Regions from separate parts of the Homo sapiens genome. Here all the other regions are linked to region 3. The links are chromatin contacts, found by Hi-C or POLR2A ChIA-PET in ENCODE. All regions are on one chromosome and are shown on one strand. The core of a region is the stretch at or near the end of the contact, and the rest is flanking DNA. Distances in the headings are between cores, read along the strand shown.

Evidence for each region. Hi-C counts contacts between places; a loop is a spot of excess contacts on that map. ChIA-PET counts read pairs that join two places held with the same protein, here RNA polymerase II (POLR2A). Pooled maps may share reads with other maps.
Region 1: a loop to region 3 is called in a pooled map, with 8 times the contacts of the local background. The contact joins the promoter of ETF1 here to the promoter of TMCO6 in region 3. A Hi-C loop is called at or near these places in 1 of 168 maps with a recorded cell type or tissue (CD8-positive, alpha-beta T cell) and 12 of 50 pooled maps. POLR2A ChIA-PET finds 5 or more read pairs at or near these places in 1 of 52 experiments (CD4-positive, alpha-beta T cell).
Region 2: a pooled map shows a loop between it and region 3 (6-fold over the local background). The contact joins the promoter of HSPA9 here to the promoter of TMCO6 in region 3. A Hi-C loop is called at or near these places in 6 of 50 pooled maps. POLR2A ChIA-PET finds 5 or more read pairs at or near these places in 2 of 52 experiments (CD8-positive, alpha-beta memory T cell and T-cell).
Region 4: a loop to region 3 is called in a pooled map, with 13 times the contacts of the local background. The contact joins the promoter of EGR1 here to the promoter of TMCO6 in region 3. A Hi-C loop is called at or near these places in 5 of 50 pooled maps.

Annotation. Positions count from the first base shown.
Region 1 is chr5:138,541,569-138,544,832 of GRCh38, forward strand. It overlaps ETF1 (eukaryotic translation termination factor 1), which reads right to left and starts at 1,668. Exons shown (of 11, transcript NM_004730.4): 1 at 1,529-1,668; 2 at 1,265-1,368. The coding sequence starts at 1,350. RefSeq lists enhancers at 1,179-2,378, 1,320-2,109, 1,829-2,228, 2,110-2,899 and a silencer at 1,489-1,538.
Region 2 is chr5:138,573,352-138,576,750 of GRCh38, forward strand. It overlaps HSPA9 (heat shock protein family A (Hsp70) member 9), which reads right to left and starts at 2,050. Exons shown (of 17, transcript NM_004134.7): 1 at 1,887-2,050; 2 at 717-775; 3 at 412-499. The coding sequence starts at 1,967. All of the region lies in intron 1 of LOC105379193 (a long non-coding RNA gene), which reads left to right. RefSeq lists enhancers at 1,631-2,278, 1,795-1,844, 2,085-2,364, 2,279-2,927, 2,505-2,644.
Region 3 is chr5:140,637,834-140,641,016 of GRCh38, forward strand. It overlaps TMCO6 (transmembrane and coiled-coil domains 6), which reads left to right and starts at 1,618. Exons shown (of 12, transcript NM_018502.5): 1 at 1,618-1,779; 2 at 1,906-2,018. The coding sequence starts at 1,695. RefSeq lists a silencer at 1,430-1,679.
Region 4 is chr5:138,464,110-138,467,178 of GRCh38, forward strand. EGR1 (early growth response 1) reads left to right here and starts at 1,370. Exons shown (of 2, transcript NM_001964.3): 1 at 1,370-1,959; 2 at 2,648-3,069. The coding sequence starts at 1,653. RefSeq lists silencers at 1-243, 564-963, 974-1,323, 1,414-1,623 and enhancers at 156-1,355, 428-1,268, 1,269-2,108.

The sequences.
Region 1 (3,264 bases), core at 418-2,917, 2.1 Mb before region 3:
GTAATAATGAAGAGCTTGGAGGGGCTGTCATTCTAAAATTGCAAATCTACCCATAAATGACAATCCTGGGCTGGAAACCAGAATGTCAAATTCTTGTGCTGAAATCAACTTTTCACATGGCCTGAGGCAGGCCATTCTACTATTCTAAGAATGCTCAGACATACAAGTATGTAATAATGTTCCAAACACTTTTTTTTGGGGGGGGGGGCACTTCCTGTAAGTAAAAAGTTTCTATGACTGGGAAAGGAACAAAATAAAGTAATAAAAGAAACAGGAATACCCCTGGCACACCTTCCTCAAACGAACAACGTTAAAAAAAAAAGAAAACACACACACACAGCTAATTTTAATCTAGCCTACTCTCCCCCCAATGGACACACCTACAGTTTCTTATCAAAATGTACAAGACTCAAAGCCCATTTAATTCAATTATGAATCTCACTCAACAAGCATCAAGCACATCAGGCGCCTCTCTACAGCGATATCCCCACAAGTTTCAGAGAAATGCCAGCAGGGACTCTGTAGTTATGATTCCTATCAAACGGCCCCCTAACCCGTATTTCTCCTGGACATACACATGCAGATTCATTAACCAAAACCTACCCAGCACCCCTCACATCGCGCGTACGTTGGCATTTTCAGTTTATAGGTGGGTCCTGGAACAGCTAAAACCAGGAAGCTCCGGGGTAATTAGAGGACTTGGGAGAAGTCATCTTGGGACAGGTGGAAGACCCAGAGAAATCAGGAATCAGAAAGAAGCTGTCCCTGGCCACCTCTGCTTCCCGTCCCATCCAAACTTCACCCACCCGGGTCTCAGAAGCCCAGAAGGGAGAGGCCATTTTAATGAGGCCTGGCTGAGAAATGAAGGGAGAAGAGGAAATCAGGGAAGGGCCCTGGGAAAGGAAGGCCGAACACTTTGCCACAATAGCACCCGAGTCGGGTGGCAGCACCTGGAGCCCGAAGAGGGAGGACCTGGACTTAAGGGCCCGGGAGAGGTGCAAAAGTAGCGGTGGCCTACCACGAGGGGGGCCGAGTGATCTAAACCGGGGAGCGCGGGCCCCTTACCCCCATGCGGGGAAAGGACCCCTTCTCGGGCCAACCGCGCCGACCCTCGCCCCTGGGTCAGGGGCTACTACCCAGAGATCCAGAAGGCGGGAGTTGGCTAGTGCCTGGTTCTCCTCATCCGGCCATGCGGCGCGGGGGCGTCCATCCTGAGGGGTCCGGGAACCAAGAGGGCACGGAGGGTGCCGGACGCGGCGCTCACCCGCGGGCCGCCTCCAAGCTCTTAATGAGCTTCTTGATCTTCCAGATCTCCACGTTCCTGTCGGCAGCACTGGGGTCGTCCGCCATCTTCTCGCCTCCTCCTCCCTAGAGCGGCCCGGCGGGGCCCGGAGACACCAAGACCACAGAGTTAGCGCCGCCGCTGGGGCAGAGCGGCCCCCTTCCTCGCCATCCCCCAGAGGCCCTCTCCTCCCGTCCGGTGCAGCTCGCCACAAAGGTCACCGGCCTTTCCCTCCCTGTGCCTTACCTAAGGGCCCAGTCCTGGGCGGCAGCGGCTGCTCCTCCCCGGCGGCGGCTCCGCGGCGGCGGCGGCTCTGACGTAGGACACCGGCTCCCTCTCTCCAGGCAGCTGCATGTGTTGCAATCCGCTCACATGGGGCCTGTGACATCACTTCCTCCGCCAGGGGCGGAGTGGAAGGCGGCAGGCGGAAGGGAGGGGGCCGGTGCGAGTGAGGAGAAGCTGGGCGTCCGCCGCGACTTCTCATTGGCTCTCTGCCCCGCAGCCTACAATGAGCCCGCCGATTGGCTGCAGCTGGGTCCGCGCCGCCTTGTGAGGTAAGGCTGGGGGGTGGGAGGTGCCACCTTTCTTCCGGCCCGGCAAGGCGAGAGGAGGAAGCGGGCGGAAGCCGGTGGCTCTCGCGAGTTTACTGAGAGCCCCCGTCAGGCTCGAATGGGGGTGGTTCTTAAAGAGAGAGGACCGGGGTCGTCGTCTTTTCAGTCCATTCTCCTTGAATAGGGTGGACATCTGAGGCTTTGCGACTCGAAGCTAGGCACTTGGGCCCGACGCGCGGTTTGAACGGTGCTTGAGAAGCCGCGAAGAAGCGCCTCGCGCTCAGCGGCTTCTTCGCTGACGAAGTGCTGCGGTCTGCGTGCGTCATGGCTGCACGGAATAGTGTGGAGGAGTCCTGGCCAGTAGGTCTGGATGAGGAACCTGCCTCCGGGCGGTCCGGGACCCTCACCTGCAGGGGCGAAAGAGGCCTGTTTTCTCTCGCCCCAGAGCTAGGACGGGCTCACTTTGGACTTAGAACTTTATGGGGTGGAAGACAGCGGGGGCTGCCTGAGCTTGGAGACCTGAGGTATCTGGTCCCATGTATGATTTGGCCTGAGCCGTTGAGAATGGGGGTGGAGAGAGTTGAAACAAAATGGGCATCCACATACGGTTAGAACTTTATCTTTTTGAGTTAGGATTTTTAGGTGGCTACTTTGTCCCCCCTCACCTCGTCTGGGTTCAAATATTGAGCCCAGACCGTGTGCTGGACCCTGTTTTCCTGGGGATACAGAGGTGAACCAAACAGATGACAGTACTTACCCTTATGGAGCTTATAGTCGATTGGGTTTTTAAGTTTGTGATTTTATACTTTTTGTAATAAAATAATTACACAAATGCTTAAGTACTTCAGGGTGCTCTGAGAGTGTATGGCGGGGACCCAGCTCTGAAATGAGACCCAAAGGATGATTAAGAGTTTGTCAGGAGGAAACAGAATACAGTTGAGAACTACAGAAACGCCAGTGTGCTGGCACAAGGTCAGGGACGGGGAGAGTGGTTTGAGGGAGCAGCAGGGGAAGAGGTCATGTAGGGTCTTTTAAGCCAGATTCAGAAGTTTGGTTTCTTTCAAGAACAGTGGGTAGTTTAAAGGGTTTAGAGCCCTGGTGTGGACTGGAGAGAGTACAGGAGAAGCCCAGAGACCATTTTGGCTGCTTCATTATCATGTGAGAGATGATTTTCGCTTACATTAGGGTGGTGACAGTGCAGATAGAAGTGAATGAAGGGCCTGGTGCAGTGGCCCACGGCTGTAATCCCAGCACTTTGGGAGGCCAAAGGGGAGGATCGCTTGAGCCCAGGAGTTTGCGAGCAGCCTGGGCAACATGGCAAGATTCCGTCTCTACAAAATTACAAAATATTAGCCTGGTGTGGTGGCCCGCGCCTGTAGTCCCAGCTGCTTGGGAGGCTGAGGTGGGAGAAACCCTTGAGCCGAGGAATTC
Region 2 (3,399 bases), core at 800-3,299, 2.1 Mb before region 3:
TTGCTGTTTTAGTTGGAAGTACTTCGAGGCCAGGCTTAGTGGTTCACATCTGTAATCCCAGCACTTTGGAGGCCAACGTGGGCGGATCACTTGAGCTCAAGACCAGCCTGGCCAACACAGTGGAACTGTCTCTACTGAAAATACAAAAAATTAGCCAGGAATGGTGGTTCATGCCTGTAATCCCAGCTATGTGGCCAAGGCAGGAGAACTGTTTGAACCCAGGAGGCAGAGGTTGCAGTGAGCGGAGACCGTGCCACTGCACTCCACCATGGGCTATAGAGACTGTCTCCAAAAAAAAAAAAAAAAAAAAAAAAAAAGCGCAAATCAGGTTCTCAAATTCCTTAACTAAGGAAAAGAGCACAGAATTCTGGACAGATTCTGGATAAGGTACTAGTTATCAATCATGCTCACCTTTGCTTGTTTACCTTCCATAACTGCCACGCAGGAGTTGGTAGTACCCAAATCAATACCAACAACTGCTCCCTTGATTGCTTCTGATCTGTAAGACATTTAGAACAGTGTCACAGCTATTGTTATCTTGATAGACCAAAGTCACTGGAAGATAATATTTAATTGGAAAATTAACAGTGGTATACTACATAATCTCTAAATAAATACAGATAAATAATTACAGAGAAGAATAATCACAAATGTAGAAAACACTGCTTTGAAGTTTAATATGTATTCCCTCTCAAAGGAAATGATATTATACTTACGCATAATCCCGCCTTGAAACAAGTCTAAAAGCCTCATGACTAAGGCCATTCCAGCTATCCTAAAAAAGAAAAAACTGACTCAGTCACCAACCAGTGTGTATCCTGGGAGGAAAAAGAGAAAACTTGGGCTCACTTAGTATATAAAATACATTAAGCTACTAAAACAGTAAATATTAAAGTTTCCCAAATAAGTAAGACGAAAAAAGGTAAATAAAAGATGGCCTTAGAATCACATTACAGTAGGATTTCTCAACCGTGGCGCTATTAATTTTGGGCGAAATTTTTGTGGTGGGGGCTGTTCTGTGCATTGTAGGATATACAGCAGCATCCCTGGCCTCGACACCCTAGAAACCAATAAGCACCCCAGTAAGTAAGTGACAACCTAAAATATCCACAGACATTGCCAGATGTCCCCTGGGGGAAAACACTTCCCCTTACCTTGCCGTGCAATTAGTTTAAAAGAACTAGAGTTACTAAGGGTCTTTGAAAGAAAAAAGAAAAGTAGTGGCGTTTCACTAGGATAAAAGACCTTTATTACAACTTAACCTCAGGCTCCTTCCAAGCCTTCCTTAATGCCCACATACAATTCCTGTTCTCTAAAGCATTTGTCTTTTATTTTAGAAAACAAGTAACCACTCCATAGCCTTTTCTCCGCCCCACGATCTGCTTTTTTTTCTGAAGTAACAAACGAGTACAATCTTACACCACAGATTTTGAGAAAATGTTGCTAAGCACGAAAACTGGAGTTCCGACTCAGAGCTTTCTTATTTTATTTCACCGTATCAACGGGATCCTTACACACTCTGTATTCTGTAGAGGAGCCAAAAATAAAACTGAAAATAGTGGCTTTCCCAATAGACTGCATCCCTCACCCCCAAGGCCAAACCTTTCCATTCAGCCACAGAACAGGCCATGAGGACCACTACCTGGTAATTTTGAAATGACACTCTAGATCGCGAGGGGTGTGACTCAGCAGGGCCCAAGCCGGAGGCAAAACCTTGGGCAAAATCTTGACCCGGCAGCGCTAACTATGGAAGGCCCGTTACCTTCCTTCCCGCCTGACCTATACTGGAGAATTCAAACCCTAAAGGGCGCGCGGCCTGCCGCAGCGAAGCCCGAGGCCCAAGGCCCGAGGCCGTGACCCCATTCGGGAAGGTCCCAGTTCCTCACCTGGTGGCGGGCGGCCGTAGGGCCCCGGGAGGCTGCGGCGCCCACGAGACGGGCTGCTGCAGCTCGGCTGGCACTTATCATGGCGGATAAATGGAGGAGTACGAGGCAGCAAACAAGCGCTCCGACGGCAAAGAGCTGCGCGATGCGGTGGCGGCAGCGCTTCTGGAAACCTCCAACCACGTGGGGTGAGGGGCGGGGGTTGGTCACTGCGGCCCAGAGGCCCGCTCTTCCGCTGAGGCGCCGCCCGCGCCGCCTGACCAGAGGATACTCGACTGCCGCTCCCGGAGCCAGGGCGTACAGGTAATATGCTCCGCAGCATGATGGTTGGAGAAAGCCTGCCCTCCTGTCCCGGCTGCGGCGGCTCTGAGCTCAGAAAGAGTCCAGGGGAGGAAGAGGGATATGAAGGCCGTATCTCGGACAGCCCCGGTCCTCGGCGACAGGAAAGACTCAAGGTCACACGGGATAAATTGCGAACCGATTACAGTCTTCTTGCGTCAGTTGCGCGGGAGGAGGAGCCTGTTGGCGCAACAGACATCCAGCTAAGAACCTAGAGCGCATGTGCGCAAGGAGTGGCGGAAAACATGGGTGGAGACTAACTGCGGCGCTCACTGGGTGCCCGAGTGCACGCCAGCGTTCCCTGGGGCGAGCCCGGGCGCGTGCACACCCCCCGGGCGTGGACGTGTTCCCAGCTCCCGCTCCTGGAGGACGGCGCCATCTTGTCTTGTGGCTTTGTGAAGTGAGGACGTCAGTACTTTTGTTGTTTGGTCCCGCCCGTTGTTCACAACTTGAAAGACACTTGGATATGCAGACAGACGTTAAACAATTTCGTGTTGCGTTTTATCACAGGGGTCTTGGGTTTCCAACTACGAAGCGTTTGATTCACACAGAACATTAGGCCAATTAGCCTGCACAAAGGGAAAAAAAAATAGCTGAGCTTGGCCGGGCGCTCACGCCTGTAATCCCAGCACTTTTGGGAGGCCGAAGCGAGCGGATCGCGAGGTTAGGAGATCGAGACCATCCTGGCTAACACGGTGAAACCCCGTCTCTACTGAAAATACGAAAAAGTAGCCGGGCGTGGTGGCAGGCGCTTGTAGTCCCAGCTACTCGGGAGGCTGAGGCAGGAGAACGGCGTGAACCCGGGAGGCGGAGCTTGCAGTGGGCCGAGATCGCGCCACTGCACTCCAGCCTGGGCGACAGAGCGAGACTCCGTCTCAAGAAAAAAAAGAAAAATAGCTGAGCTTCAGGCTCTTCCTCTCCCCACTGTGCTGGGCCTGACTTGAGACTCCTCTGGCCCTTTTTAAACCTTGTGCTGGTGGCAGGATGTCAACTACTTCACTACCCTGTGACCAGTTTTTAGGTTTTTGTTTTTTTTTTTGAGGCAGTCTTTGTCGCCAGGCTTGAGTGCAGTGGCGCCATCTCGGCTCACTGCAACCTCTGACTCCCTGGTTCAAGCTATTCTCCTGCCTCAGCCTCCCAAGTAGATGGGATTACAGGCGCGCGCCACCACGCCCAG
Region 3 (3,183 bases), core at 368-2,867:
TATAAGCTGGAAGCCCCCCACCGCCCCACTTCGAGTTGTCCCGCCTTTCTGTTGTCCCACAAACCAATGTCTTTCTCTCTTTCCCCCTCCCCTCTCTTCCCTTCCTCCTTTCCTCTTTTCTTTTCTTTCTTTCTTTTCTCCCTTTCTTTCTTTCTTTCTTTCTTCCTTCCTTTCTTTCTTTTCTTTCTCTTAGGAATAACGCTCAAAATCCTAAGGGAAATTGAACACTCGAACAAAGGATTATTAGCAAAGCAATTTTACTTCTGCTCAGAGGGGTGTCTGCTTGGCCAGTCGCCATGAGAGCACACCTGAACAAAGGGGCACGAGAGCCTTTATTCCTGACGCAAGTCCTGCCCCTGTACCCTTTCCCCATTGGCCGGGGTCGGGTCATACAATCTGAACTAATCCCGGTTGGCTAAACATTTGATTTTTTTAGGTAATGTGGGCACGTAAAAGAAAGTGGAGAGGAAAGGGGAAGGGGTGCCTGTAATGAACTAGAAAGTTAGTCCTCTTTCCAAATAATGAAAGGAATGTGAGCTGGTACTGATAACGTCTGGTACTGATAACGTCTTGTACTGTGGCGTGCCTCGGCATCTAACGAAGGCAAAAAGGAGAAAAAGGAAAACAAAAGTGTGTGTGGGGGGGAGTACTATGAATTAAAGAATAAAAGATTGATCTAATTATTTGAAGAGAAACCTCATCATATCCCAGATTTCTTTCTTTCTTTCTTTCTTTTTTTTTTTTTTGAGACGGAGTTTCGCTCTTGTACCCCAGGCAATGGGGCGCGATCTCGGCCCACTGCAATCTCCGCCTCCCGGGTTCAAACGATTCTCCTGCCTCAGGCTCCCGAGTAGCTGGGATTACAGGCACCCACCACTACTCCCGGCTAATTTTTGTATTTTTAGTAAAGATGGGGTTTCACCATGTTGGCCAGGCTGGTCTCAAATTCCTGACCTCAGCTGATCCACCCGCCCAGGCCTCCCAAAGTGCTGGGATTACAGGCATGAGCCACCAGGCCCGGCCCAACCAGTGTATTTCTTGAATGAACTGAAGTCTCATATCTCCCTAAAATATGTAAAACCAAGCTGTACCGGACCACCTTGGGCACATGTTCTCAGGACCTCCTGAGGGCTGTGTCAAGGGCCATGGTCACTCATATTTGGCTCAGAATAAGTCTCTTCAAATATTTTACAGAGTTGGACTCTTTTCGTTGACAATTCAATGACGCTTCAAGCGTTTTTGGCAGCTCTCATCAGTGGGATCCGCATTAATAGTGAAACGGCATCATGGCGCTTCCCGCAGTTCGGGATTGTTTTGAACTTTCATCTAGAGCGTATTGTGGGTGGGGAAGTTGTGTTTGCTGAGTAGATTGTGACACTGCTGGCTTGGGTCACTCGAGGTCAGGGATGAGAGACTTTTTTTCCTAGAATTGGTAAGACAGGAAATCAATCAGAGGCAGAGCGACGCCTCTGGCTCTGGTCTAGTGGTGCAGCGTCTCTAGCCCTCGCCCCGCCCACCGTCCCCGCGAGGCGTCCACTCGCCGAGCCCCGCCCTCACCCAGCACCCACCCCGCTCCTCGCGCCCTCCCCGCCTGTTCCCGCCCTGTGCTGAGGCTGCGCAGTCGGTGCCATCTTCTACGCCCCTGGGAGCGTTGTGGCTGCTGTTTCCTTCGGCTTTCCTCCTCCTGCTCCACCATGTGGAGCCGACGGCAGGGCCGCCTCAGGCCCACGGTCTGCGGGGTGGAGGAGCTACGGCGCCGCCGGCGGGAGCGGGAGGCAGGTGTGGGCGGCCGAGGGAGCGCGGGGGTATATGGCGGTCGGGGATAAGTTGAGACCCCAGGCTCGGAGCCGCGGGTTCTGGGTTGTGGTCGTCCTTCCCACGCTCAGCCGGCTCCTCTGCCCCCAGCACTGCGGAAGGCGCGGAGGGAGCAGCAGCTGGTCAGCAAGAGGCTGCTGAGAAACGACGCCCCAGAGGAAGCTGGAGAGGGATGTGTGGCTGCGATCCTCGGGGAAACCGAGGTGAGGGGGCAAGGTAGGGTGCGCTGGAGTCCACGCCCGCTGGCGCCAGACTCCCGGGAGTACTCGAGGTCTGCCCCAAACCTGAACGCAATCCACTCTACACTTCCACGCATCCAGTGGGTCAAGCCAGAAACAGGGGAATCATCCTGCACAACTCTTTGACCCACAACCCCATATCGATCCATCATCAAGTCCTAGTTGTTTACCTCCTGAAGAGCTTTGGAGTCTTTACATGCCTCACCATCGAAGCTGCCACCACCACCTCCTCTCTGGATACTACTGCAGTCTCCTAAAAGGTCACCCTGCATCTATGCTTGTCACCGTCACTACGTCCTTTAAAAACACGTGGAGACCAAAATCTTTCCTGTGCCTTGCAAAGCATAGCATGGTCTAGCCTCTTCCTAACTCAAATTTTATCAGTTTTCTCATCCTACCCACCGTCCTCTTTTTAGTTCCTGCAACGATATATCGGATTTGTGTCTCAAGCCCTTGGCATTCGCTACGTCTAACGTTCGTTTCTTTTGGTATTCTGTCTTGAGAGCCTATTTTTTTTCTTTTCTTTTCTTTTTTTTTTTTTGAGACTCTCGCTCTGTCGCCAGGCTGGAGTGCAGTGGCATGATCTCGGCTCACTGCAACATCCGCCTCCCGGGTTCAAGCGATTCTCCTGCCTCAGCCTCCCGAGTAGCAGGGATTACAGGCGCGCGCCACCACTAATTTTTGTATTTTAAGTAGAGGCGGGGTTTCATCATGTTTGTCAGGCTGGTCTGGAACACCTGGCCTCATGATCCACCCGCCTTGGCCTCCCAAAGTGCTGGGATTACAGGCGTGAGCCACTGTGCCCGGCCACCTACTTGTTTCTTGTAGAATATTAATCATTATCTAATGGTTTGTCTATTGTTATTTCTCCAACTAGACTTTAATTGCAGGAAAACCTAGATCCTGTGTTGTCATTGAAAACCCGGTTGCCTGCACATTATCTGGCATATAGTTAAGTACTCAGTGTTTATTGAATGAGTGAATGAAAGGATTTATTCAGTAAGCATTGAGTATCCCCTGTATTTGTATTATGTTTACGTACATAGTTTACCGTACATACCATGTTGACATATATATTATCAACTTATTCCTAGGTCATACTATTCCATTGTATGCTTACTTTATGCCA
Region 4 (3,069 bases), core at 120-2,619, 2.2 Mb before region 3:
AGGGGGAGCCCGGGCTGCAGCGCCTGCTCAGTTCGTGCTCACTGCGTCGAAGGCTCCCCCGGCCTGGCTCCGCGCCCAGCGCCGCATCCGGGAGGAGGAGCGAGGAGGCGGCGGAAGAGCCCGCGCGGCCGGAGTCCGGGGCTGGGAGTGGAGAGGGAACCTCCAGGGGGCAGCACCGAGCCGCCAAGCCGGTCCTCTCTTCGCGCCCAGCCCGGGGTCCCCAGACAGCCCATAGGGAAGCCCCTCTTTCGGATTCCCGCAGTGTGGGCCGGCCCTCCACCTGGACTGGATAAAGGGGGGAAAGTGACCCCTCACCACAAGGACCATTATCTCCTGGTGAGAACAAGAATCAGGCCTCTCTTGGGGCAATCAGCTTCCCCACTTCGGTCCCCCAAAGGTGGGCTCTTTGCCGGCGGGGACTAGGGAACAGCCTTTCGGTTCCGGGGGAGCACAGGGGACCCCAGGCACCAGCAGCCCCATCCCACCGACAGGTGGCAGAGGCAAGGCAGCTCACTGCTATACAGTGTCCCAAGAACCAAGTGGCCGTGACTTCCTATCCTCAATTTCCCAGCGACACCCGGAAAGACACCGTGCCATAGATCGAGGCCCGGGGTCAAGGCCCCGCCTCTCCTGGGCGGCCCCTGCCCAGGCGGGCCCAGCCGCTCCTCCCCCGCACTCCCGGTTCGCTCTCACGGTCCCTGAGGTGGGCGGGCGGGCCCTGGATGACAGCGATAGAACCCCGGCCCGACTCGCCCTCGCCCCCGCTCTGGGTCTGGGCTTCCCCAGCCTAGTTCACGCCTAGGAGCCGCCTGAGCAGCCGCGCGCCCAGCGCCACACGCCACGAGCCCTCCCCGCCTGGGCGTCCCCGGATCCCGCGAGCGCTCGGGCTCCCGGCTTGGAACCAGGGAGGAGGGAGGGAGCGAGGGAGCAACCAGCTGCGACCCGGAAATGCCATATAAGGAGCAGGAAGGATCCCCCGCCGGAACAACCCTTATTTGGGCAGCACCTTATTTGGAGTGGCCCGATATGGCCCGGCCGCTTCCGGCTCTGGGAGGAGGGAAGAAGGCGGAGGGAGGGGCAACGCGGGAACTCCGGAGCTGCGCGGGTCCCGGAGGCCCCGGCGGCGGCTAGAGCTCTAGGCTTCCCCGAAGCCTGGGCGCCTGGGATGCGGGCGCGGGCGCGGGCCCTAGGGTGCAGGATGGAGGTGCCGGGCGCTGTCGGATGGGGGGCTTCACGTCACTCCGGGTCCTCCCGGCCGGTCCTGCCATATTAGGGCTTCCTGCTTCCCATATATGGCCATGTACGTCACGACGGAGGCGGACCCGTGCCGTTCCAGACCCTTCAAATAGAGGCGGATCCGGGGAGTCGCGAGAGATCCCAGCGCGCAGAACTTGGGGAGCCGCCGCCGCCATCCGCCGCCGCAGCCAGCTTCCGCCGCCGCAGGACCGGCCCCTGCCCCAGCCTCCGCAGCCGCGGCGCGTCCACGCCCGCCCGCGCCCAGGGCGAGTCGGGGTCGCCGCCTGCACGCTTCTCAGTGTTCCCCGCGCCCCGCATGTAACCCGGCCAGGCCCCCGCAACTGTGTCCCCTGCAGCTCCAGCCCCGGGCTGCACCCCCCCGCCCCGACACCAGCTCTCCAGCCTGCTCGTCCAGGATGGCCGCGGCCAAGGCCGAGATGCAGCTGATGTCCCCGCTGCAGATCTCTGACCCGTTCGGATCCTTTCCTCACTCGCCCACCATGGACAACTACCCTAAGCTGGAGGAGATGATGCTGCTGAGCAACGGGGCTCCCCAGTTCCTCGGCGCCGCCGGGGCCCCAGAGGGCAGCGGCAGCAACAGCAGCAGCAGCAGCAGCGGGGGCGGTGGAGGCGGCGGGGGCGGCAGCAACAGCAGCAGCAGCAGCAGCACCTTCAACCCTCAGGCGGACACGGGCGAGCAGCCCTACGAGCACCTGACCGCAGGTAAGCAGTGGCCTACGCCGAGGGGGAACCCTTTCGCCACCATCCTGGCGTCCTGTCCTTCACCGCAGGAGTGCTCCTGGATCTTAGAATGAGAGCCGGGTTTCCCTTTCATTCCTCGCATCCCCAGAGTCATGTGTTAGAGGGATGCCAAGGAACCCCACACAGCCCACCCCCTGCCCTCATCCCTAGCGGAGCGCAGAGGACCGAGCTTTTGTTTTGGATGGAGAGCTCTGGAGCTGCGTGGGTGGGTGGAGGGGGAGGGCTTGTTTTGATGAGCGGGGCTGCGCCCCCCACCTCCAGTAAGACTTGCCTTGCCTTGCTTGCCGCCTGTCCCCAAGGAAGGACCGTGATCCTTGGCCGTGGATGTCCCGGCAGCCCGGGTTTGGGGGCGCGCACTAGCCGCGGCCATGGGGGTGCTGGCGGGAATCCCTCGCCCGCACAGCCGCCGCTGCGGAGCGCTGCGAGCTGCAGTGGAGGGGGATTCTCCGTATTTGCGTCAGCTGTTGTTGAAATGGGCTCTGCCACTGGTGCGGGTCCAGGAACATTGCAATGTGCTGCTATCAATTATTAACTACCTCGGGAGTCAATGGTAGCCGGCCCGGTCTCTTGCCTGGCAGCTCGGGTCGTCCTCGTCCTCCAGTGATTGCTTTCCAGTAACCAGGCCTCCCGCTTCTCTCTCTCCTGCCAGAGTCTTTTCCTGACATCTCTCTGAACAACGAGAAGGTGCTGGTGGAGACCAGTTACCCCAGCCAAACCACTCGACTGCCCCCCATCACCTATACTGGCCGCTTTTCCCTGGAGCCTGCACCCAACAGTGGCAACACCTTGTGGCCCGAGCCCCTCTTCAGCTTGGTCAGTGGCCTAGTGAGCATGACCAACCCACCGGCCTCCTCGTCCTCAGCACCATCTCCAGCGGCCTCCTCCGCCTCCGCCTCCCAGAGCCCACCCCTGAGCTGCGCAGTGCCATCCAACGACAGCAGTCCCATTTACTCAGCGGCACCCACCTTCCCCACGCCGAACACTGACATTTTCCCTGAGCCACAAAGCCAGGCCTTCCCGGGCTCGGCAGGGACAGCGCTCCAGTACCCGCCTCCTGCCTACCCTGCCGCC